Regions from separate parts of the Homo sapiens genome. Here region 2 is linked to region 1. A link is a loop called in an ENCODE intact Hi-C map of the cell type or tissue named here. Cell type or tissue: PC-3. All regions are shown on one strand.

Region 1 (5,000 bases):
TCCAGGTACAGGAAATGAAACATGCCACAGTCTGAAGTAAGATAGCTTGAAGAATGGAAAGAAAGCCAGTGGGCTTCAAGTCTCAAGAACTGCACAGGAATGGTGTGAGATCCCAGGAGCCAGATGATGCAAGGTCCTTAGAGACAGAATACGACATATAACTTTAAATTTAATTGTAATGTGGAGCCTTTAAGCAGAAAAGTGGCATAACCCCTCACACAATATCACTCTGACTGTTGTATGAAACACAATTTATAGAGTTAGAGATAGGAGCTGGAGAATGTAGATTATGATTAATGGCCAAAGAAGCATCCTGGTAGTGGGGTGGGAGAGAAACAAACTAACCCAAAATATATTTTGGGGGTAGAACTGATCAGGTTATATCTCTAGACTTTGACCTCCTCAACCCTTTGTAATTCAGGCCAATATTTAAAAGTATCTTTTAAATATCTTTAGTACAGGTGTTTTCTAGGTACATAAAATTCAATCCAGCCAACACTACATATGAGATAACATTCACAATACTGTTTGTCTTCTGGCATTCTCTATCCTGGTAGTGATTTCCTACCTAATTCAAGGTGGAAATAAGAGTTACATAAAATATCCCCTTCCTCCACTTACTACAGTCAAATGGCCATCAATTTCTGTCCATTTCATTCTCTAAAGCTCTGAAATACAGACTTCTCTCTGTTCTTCATCCCTAGCACTATTATGCTTTATCTGGATAGTGGCAATCATATCCTACAAATAGCACTTTCAAGGGGAAAAAAAAAGTTGAAGTGTTCATTCAATCCCATATTCTCTCCAAATTGTCCCCAGACTACATGCTACTGAATGGAAGAATTGGGGCTGATTCTGTAGTTGAAAGATCTAGGAAATCATAGTTTCTTTTCTCTCAACAGCTCAGGACAATTGCTTTAGAGCTTTGATAAAAGACAAGTATCCACTGCTAAAGTTTGCTTCTTTGATTTTCCTCTTTGTTATATGATAATGCCATAACACTTAGCTTTAAACCACATAGTTTGGATGCTTGCCTGTAGTATCAGAATCACATTGGTTCCTCCTCACCAGATCCCGTGAATCTACCAAACTATAAGAATTAGGACTCACCAATAAAGACAATAGCAAAAGCTATATGTATTTATCTCTCAACCAGTTTTACATTTTTTGACTCCTTAAGAAGACAGTATAATACACCTGGATGGTTATAGTTTGGCAATAAATATTAGGTATATTTGTGCTAATGTATCCATACTATATTTTTGTGGTAAAAATATAAATCCTTGAAACATGTCATTCAATTTACTCTATCAACTTTAATGAAGCTAATATAACTGAAGCACTTGTAAACAAAGTTTAAATTTTCTCTATTTTGAGAAATATTTACTTTTATATTCAACTTCTGATCATAAAGAAATATATATTCTAAAAGTAAGCTACACGAAAGAGACAATTTTTCTTAGTGCAAATATAAAGTTTTCCCAAAATAATGTATTGGCAAACAAAGGTTTTTTAAAAAAATTTAATTTCTAGATACTTATTTGAATGTTTTACTTTTTCTAATATAAAAAAAAGGCAGAGGTTAATCAGAAAATTTAAAAGAGAGGAAGGCAATTCAGCTGGCTCCGATAGAAAGTTAGTTAAATCACTTTATTTTTATTTTTATTTATTTATTTATTTATTTATTTATTTATTTATTTATTTATTTATTTATTTTTGAGAAGGAGTCTCACTCTGTTGCCTAGGCTGGAGTGCAGTGGCACAATCTCGGCTCACTGCAACCTCCGCTTTCTGGGTTCAAGCGATTCTCCTGTCTCAGCCTCCCAAGTACCTGGGATTACAGGTGCCTGCCACCATGGCCAGCTAATTTTTATATTTTTAGAAGAGACGGTGTTTCACCATGTTGGCCAGGTTGGTCTCAAACTCCTGAACTCAGGTGATCTGCCTGCCTTGGCCTCCCAAAGTGCTGGGATTACAGGTGTGAGCCACCATGCCCGGCCGACAGTTAAATCATTTTAAAGATTGGCCTGCTGAGGAACTTTATTTAAATGGGAGCTGATGAAAATCCCTAGTGAAGTGTCTCCCACTGAAACAACTTAAAAATCTCAGGGGAAGTACAAAGTGAAAATTCTTGCCACCACTAAATTCTAGTAATATTGGAAAACTTGCTCCCAATAGTGAGAGAGATTTCCCCTCGAAAGTAATTACAAGGTTAATAGATCTAGACTAAAAAACACAACAAGCAGTGAGCCTCTTTAGCCAGGGCAACTCTAATAGAATAAACATGTTAAAGTGAAAGATGGCATGTATTGTTTTCTTAACCCCATGTCTCTTAGCTAGTTTCCAAATAGTAAATCCATATTAACAGCTAGTCATCAGTTAGTCATCCTTAAGTACATGTACAAGTATCACTCTGAAAAGAGCACCTTAATTCTCTTTTCTTCCGAATGGCCTTTAACAGTTCTTTTTCTTCAAACATTCCAGGAAACACCAGAACCATCTGGCAGTAAGTTTGGGAGATAAGAACGGGCAGAGAAGTTCATGTCCTTTGTAGGGACATGGATGAAATTGGAAATCATCATTCTCAGTAAACTATCGCAAGAACAAAAAACCAAACACCGCATATTCTCACTCATAGGTGGGAATTGAACAATGAGATCACATGGACACAGGGAGGGGAATATCACACTCTGGGGACTGTTGTGGGGTGGGGGGAGGGGGGAGGGATAGCATCGGGAGATATACCTAATGCTAGATAACGAGTTAGTGGGTGCAGCGCACCAGCATGGCACATGTATACATATGTAACTAACCTGCACATTGTGCACATGTACCCTAAAACTTAAAGTATAATTAAAAAAAAACACATACAAAAATTAAAAAAAAAAAAAAAAAAAAGAATGGGCAGAAGTTCATCTTATGTAGGGAGATGCAGTTACCCAAAAAGTAAATAGGTAGAGGGAAGAAAGCAAAGAGAGAATTGTAGTTCAGTGTATATTTCACAAAACTAAAATGTCATCGAACCAGATTTTAGGAGAAAATACCACATGACCTAGAATAGTTGCAGTAGATGAGGGAGTCATGAACACTGAGTATTAGATTAGGAGACATATACATCACACCACTTCTGAGCTGAAGATTGGAGGAAGCCATTTCGAGTGGAATGAACAGCAAATGATATACTTTGATTATTGTCAAACAGGTTTGCCTTCCAGGGTAGAAATAACACTGGAAAATAGATAACATGGTTCTAACATATTACCTTCAGAAAAAGGGAAAATGAACTTCATTCTAAAGGCTTAGGAAAACAATATGTTTCTTGAATATGGGTAAGCACAAGAGAATATATTAGAAAATTGCCTGATATTTAAAGTTCATAGAACAAAAAAAATGTAAGTTTAAGAGATTTTATAAAAAAAAGTAGCAGAAAGTCAAAAGGAAAAATGTTTTTAAAAAAGCAACATTTAAGATTAAAAGGGAGATGTTGGAGATAAGGAAATATTATAGGAAATCCAATAATGCAAGTACAAAATTAAAATCTATAATTGATACAGTGAAAAAAAACAGTTGTCATTTTCAAATATTGAATTCTTGATGGGAAAGACAAATTTGAGACATCTAGATAAATTCACAGAGATAAATATTTAAGTGAAAATACAATATGGAAGAAGCTTACTGAATTATAAAATGACTAAATACACTAGAATAAAGGAAGTTATCAAAGATATAATTTTTGACTCTACCTAACTAATGAAAATATTGCACAAGAAAAGTTTTTTAAAAAAGCATATTATCAGAAAAATTAGGGAGAATACCCATTTTTAGACATATTCTGGATATTTTTAATATTTAATAACTATACTCATTTGAGCTCAAGACAGGAAACTAAAGCTGTATACAAAGAAAAGAATCACACTGACTTCACACCCCTCTATAGGACCAAGTTTTACAAGAAATTTGTGTTATAAATTTCTGAGTTTTGAGCGACAAAGATTAGAAAAGAAAAAATTTAGAATCATGAAAGTTTCCTTTCATGTACAAAAGAAAGTTAACAATATTGTCACTTAAACAGGAGCAAAAATAAATTGTTCCAGTACCATATTTAGTTGAAAACATGCCAATCCAACTAAAAATGAATCCATCAGTGTATCTTGATAATGGAAAAAAATAGTTGTAGATTACTTTGTGAGATTACTGAAACCAGTTAAAAATGTTACTTAAAAAAATTGTTGAAAATAGTAATACAAAGCTTGATGTAAGTGTCAAAAGCTATTCTTAAAATTACTTTAAAATAAATACAAAAAATCTTAATTTAAATCCCTAGATATTTACAAAATCTAAGAAAGCTAAGTAGCACCATACGTTTGAGGAATATCTCCAACAGGAAAGACCCAGACCAAAAGAATGAAATGTTAATAAGCATCATCAAGACAATAGAAAGGATGTAGGAAACATTTAACATTATAAAACAAACATAGGATGCTATATGGAATATCCTCAAAAGAGTCCTAAGAAATTAAAATATAGTGGCAGAAAGTTCAAAATCAATAGAATGATGGAAGACAAATTTGAGGAAACCTCCCGGACTATACAACAATAAGATAAAAAGATAGGAAATAGATACTTTTCAGGAATAACAAGTAGCAAAAGTTTACTCCCTTGAATATTTCAGGATAAGGACTGAGAGGAGATATACATATCTCTTAAGGGAATATATTGGTGCAGTAGTGATAAGTACTATAAGCAAAGGAGAAAAAAAGAGATAATTGTTGAATCCGTGGAGACTAGAAAGTTGTATGAAAAAGGAAAAATAGGCATCATATACTAGATGGTTTAACAATCATTAAAATTTATATGATAATAACAACGTAAAGAATGACTATGGAATTAAATATGGTGATATGGTAGAAAATAGGTATTGGGCTGTAAAGTCTGCAAGCTATGTAAGAAAACAAGTTTTTTCATATTTAAAAGCCTAAGATAATATATGTGACCATATT
Region 2 (5,000 bases), 470 kb before region 1:
CAGGGCACATGCCACCACGCCTAGCTAATTTTTTTGTATTTTTTTTTTTTTTTTAGTAGAGACAGGTTTTCACCGTGTTAGCCAGGGTGGTCTCAATCTCCTGACCTCGTGATCCGCCCGCCTCGGCTTCCCAAAATGCTGGAATTACAGGCGTGAGCCACTGTGCCTGGCCAAAATGACTTTAGACTATCACCCAAAGAATCTGAATAAAGGTGAACTTTCAGACTCTTCTGGAAGAGGTATATTTTATCCTGTCATAAGAAAAATATCAACTCCCATTATTCTCTATATAGAAGTCCTAAGGGTCAACAAACAACAGTTTATAAGTTTTGAGTTACTTTCTGATATATCTCATTGTTAACACAATTTAACATTTTTAAATAGGATCTTCCAAATCCTTATTGGTGTCTATGTAGTAAGTGCACAGACTTTCTACCTCAACTTCATAAACTCTGTAGATAACAAAATATGAAGAGTCTAGTTCTCGTTCTCTTTCATTCTCCACACACACACACACACACACACACACACACACACACGCACGCACACACATACAGCAAGGGAATACACACTAGAAAGTTTGCTCCAGAGGTGTGAAGAATTGAAACAGTTGTTTTACCTTGGATCACAAGCAGTTTGGAGGGGAAGAGGTGATAGCCTGAGGGTTATGGCACAGGTAAAATTCTGAGTAGGTGTTGATGTATTTTTAACTGTTGAGGGAAGTGTAGGCTGATTTACTTCGCTTGGAACCAGAAACTAGCCATGGCAGGTGTTTTACTGCATTAGGCATATGGGCATATGGGCCTCAAAATGTCGATGACACCCCTACTGCTTTCATTTTTTAAGTCAGCCTATTAATAACATCTGACAGCTGGGTCAAGCGCATATGCTATTTAGCCTGATTGTGACATTTTGGCTCATCAGGGCACCACCAGTGATTATTCAACCTTGAGAGTTGTGATCTTGTGTCTTTTAAAATCATGACTGCTCAACAGAGTAAAACAACCCATAAATTCTAACCAGAAAACTTTATAAGTTTGTCTATATACTGTAACTGAATTTACTGGTCCAAGCAGTCAAATCCTTTTATGCATGAAACAAGACCAGTCTTTAGAATAGATGGAGTGGATGAATCTATAATATTAAGACTTAAGCAGTCCTGACATGGAATGTTTTTCAATACTAATACCTCTAGTAATGAACACACAAATTATTCTCATCTGCTAATACATAATTAGAGAATCTTCACAACAGGCCTGGGTATGCACTAAAGTTTAAAGAGTTTAAGGTGAGGGCCATTTAAGAAAATGAGCACAAATGAAGGAGTAGTGAATCTATAATAAAGATTATTGGTACTAAAGATAAAAATCTAATACTTATCCAAGACTCAGTGTGTGAACTGTTTTAGGCACTGCAAATTCATGGATCCACTTACTCTTCACAACAGAAAAATGCTAAGAACTAAATATTACATGCATAACACAAAACTTAAGAATCAAGACCGGCAAAAGTATCAAACATCTGGATTAAAGAACCAAGAGAAATATCCACAGTTAACATCACCCCTTAGAATCCATCGTGAAAGGGAAAGCTCAGGAAAAGACGGAGAGGAGCACGTTGTACGTGACTGAATACACTCCTCTTCTTATGAACAAATAACCCAGAACCCTATTTGTTGGATTCTACAAAACCAAAATAAAATCAAAATCTCACTAACAGAAAACAAAGTGAAAATCCTCCTGGGTACTATTTATTTATTTTGTGTTTGTTTTCTCTCTCAATCTTCTGTAGTGAATTCAGACCATTTGTTAGAGGTATCTGGGTGGACAGAAGTAGGGCTGGAGAGATTTGATGCCGGGCCAACACTTATTTTGAGCATGCCATTAAAAGCTGTTGGCATGATTCTGCCAAACATACTTTAAACATTTCCAGCATGATAGCATACAGGATAAACATATAAGAGTTTCCTATTATAGGAACAATAGCAATAAAACTTGAGTTTTATGGCAATATTTTGATGCATAGTCCAGACTTCCTGCCAGGGTATCTCCTGAAGGGGCTTTCTGAAATGAGTTTCGAGGACTGTGAAAACCCTGGAACACCCTGACTATCAAAGAGGTGGAATAAAGCCAGCACGGAAATTACTGAGGTTTGGGAAGAAAAGCAACAACTGCCTCTTTTCTTGGAAGTTGAAGGCTGCATGGGGGTCCACAGTGGCTAGACCAAGACTAAAATTATAACTACAAACCAGGACAAGACAGCAGCAAGGCATCGTTTTTCAAATTAGCATGTCTGTCTTGTTTGTTTGGTGCAATGCCAGGGATCATGACCATTTCCCAATTTGGTTGATGGTAAGTGTAGCCCTAAACCTCCACTAGAAATTACAGTTCATCATCACACTAGTTAAAGTTTTGCTAACTTTCTGTCTGTTTATGTAAGAAAGTGTTAAAATGTGTCATTTATTTTAACTTTACTAACTATAACACATACATGCAAAACTGGTTTAACTTTTAATCCAGACTTTGGGCTCATAAGTAAAATAAAAAAAAATCTGGAAATCATTTTAAAAATAACAACAACAACAAAAAACCTACTGCTATATGTCAAATCTTGTAACACCGGTCCTCAGAAGCGTGCATTGTAATTGTTTTTGTTTTTGGCTTTTTACTTTTCTGTTTTTGTTTTAGAATATTTAATAATGTAATTTGTCAGTAAACAGGCTTTTTCTTTTCCAGGCATGTGCTCTCCACGCAGTGAAACTGACTTGCAATGAATCTCAGGTAGAAATGTGCTCCTATTCATAGGTTTTGAGTACTCAGTGCAAAAACGTGTTCTGCTAAACTTGGAGTAATCCCTGTCTGGTGTAGAATTTGAAATCACATAATCTTCATAGCAACAAATCTTTCTCTTCTTCTAGCAAATGAAAAGAGAAAGTGTGCCCCCATTCCCCCCAAAAAAATGCTGCACAGTAATTATTTATTTTCATTCAGTCTTTGATTTGCATTTTACCTGACTTCATTTATTTATCCAAGCTGAAAAAGCACATACTTAAATATTTTAACCAAAAGAATATTGGAAAATGATTTTAATCACATAAATTATTTCTCTAATCGTTAAAAGCCATAAGTATTTTCTCATTCATTGCAAAATGACTGAGGTTGTATAACATTGATCATTTCCTCATATAATTATTTTTAAATGAAATGCTGATGTAAAAATGCAAGTGTTTAATGTTAACTAGTGCTTCAGTGAAGAAACTGCATGGCGAGAAAAGGGGAGATCAATAAGAGAAATGCCTGGTAGTGTCTGAGGAAATGGAGCCTCCATGAAAAGAAAGGACCATACACAATGAAGAGAACCATGAATGCCAACGGCTCACCTCAGAGTCCCCAAGGTACTTCTGTCTGGTAAGTATCTCATTACTGGGGCATCGTTTGTAAGAGCTGAGACCTGGGCCAGTAACAGCAATTATCAAAGTAGGCGGTCAAATCACCCTTGGATATTTTAGAAGCCACACTTAAGGCTTCCTTTCTCCTCATTCTGTTGTGGATTTCTAAGGAGAGAGGCAGAACATTTTAGCAACCACCCTTGTAGTGAATTGTGTCACTTATCTGGAGAATCTGGTGCATTGAATTTATTTGCTGTGTTGGGACACAGAACACACACACACACACACACACACACACACATATATCTTATTCTCTTCAGGACACATTTAGGGTGTCTCCATATCGATTTCCTACAATGTAAGGGCACGAAAGCTGGGCTGTGTTATCCAGCCACAGGGCTCACAGCGGACCATCATAACAAGGGGTGACATCTGAAGCCACCAGTCACATCCCACTCCTTTGTCCTCTCACAGCCTCTTAGAGGCCTGCCTCAGTTACTGTGTTAGCTGAGTGGAATTGACTGTTTCAGGGAAGGAAGTGAATTGTCATGGGGAAAAAGGCTAGAGAGCAGGATGCCAGCAATGTCTCTGCTGGTATCCTTGAAATCCACAGAATCTAGAGTTGCCAAAGAAATATTATAGCATGCATTAAAATACTATATGTCTTTTTTTCCTGATGGCCAGGAATCTCTCTTTGGTAAGAAGATGGAGAATGAGATTATACTCTCAACTAATATGTCATCGATTCCTTATATTTTATCCTTCCAGTTTCACCTTTCATAGGAAGTAGGACACAGTTTCAGGTGGGAAAGCTCCTCTCAAATGTAAATACATGAAATTTTATTCAAGCAACAGTCAGTTCTTGGAGCCCACAGCTGAATGAGCTCAGCCTTCTCTGACCTCCCAGCCCTGGACTATTGATTCTAGAGACATGGTTTACAGTTTCTAATTTGGGCAGTGCCATTTAGTAGCTGAGACTATAAGCCCATTTCCTAACATTTCATAGATATGGTTGCACTATACACAAAATGGAAAAAGTAATTATACTTCCTCGTAGATTTTGTCATTATTAAATAAAAATAAAATGTAGAAACATTTAGCACAATATCTGACACATAATGAGTGCTCAATAAACCAAAAAAGGTTAGCTGTTGTAAGCATTACTCTCAAGCCAATGCCTCTCTCCACCCTCCTCTAACATACCAATATTCTACTTGCCTTTACTCTCTTCCATGGGGTTCAAATGCCCCTATGTTCTTACTTCTTTTCTCTCACTTTGGTTTTCTTCTATGATTCCAATCTCAGCCCAGTTAACTCTTAGCATTTTCTGGCTCTTGACTCAGTAATCACTTTATGTCAAAATGTTTCCTAGTCTCCTTAAACTTGATCATATTCCTTGGTTATTTGTTTTCTAAGGACCATATTGCTTTACTTTAGCGTCAAAATCTCAGTGTGTTTCTTCATTTTATGTTTGTTTCACTCATATGACATTAAACTCCATGAAAACAAGAAACAATTTCTTGCTCACCATTTTCTTCCCAATGCCTGGAAAGCTGCTTGACTCACGGGAGGAGGTCATAAAATATATTTGGAAGAAAATGAATGAACAAAT

The links. Peaks named below come from ENCODE experiments on the same cell type or tissue, not always from the same donor. Only the 100,000 strongest peaks of a DNase experiment are listed, where the experiment ranks them.
Region 2: a loop joins it to region 1, with 2.6 times the contacts of the local background. A loop is called at or near these places in 1 of 110 quality-filtered maps.

What each region holds. Positions count from the first base shown.
Region 1 is chr2:140,648,649-140,653,648 of GRCh38, forward strand. The region is part of intron 41 of LRP1B (LDL receptor related protein 1B); the gene reads right to left. Among named protein-coding and RNA genes, the nearest start is that of MIR7157, 64 kb to the left of the region's middle. In PC-3, no CTCF peak of the experiment used is centred here; a DNase peak (open chromatin) is centred at 2,353; H3K27ac peaks cover 1,479 bases.
Region 2 is chr2:140,176,442-140,181,441 of GRCh38, forward strand. It overlaps LOC107985822 (a long non-coding RNA gene), which reads left to right and starts at 2,015. Exons shown (of 3, transcript XR_001739215.1): 1 at 2,015-2,351; 2 at 2,736-2,780; 3 at 3,242-4,679. In PC-3, no CTCF peak of the experiment used is centred here; a DNase peak (open chromatin) is centred at 1,980; H3K4me3 peaks cover 402 bases; H3K27ac peaks cover 502 bases.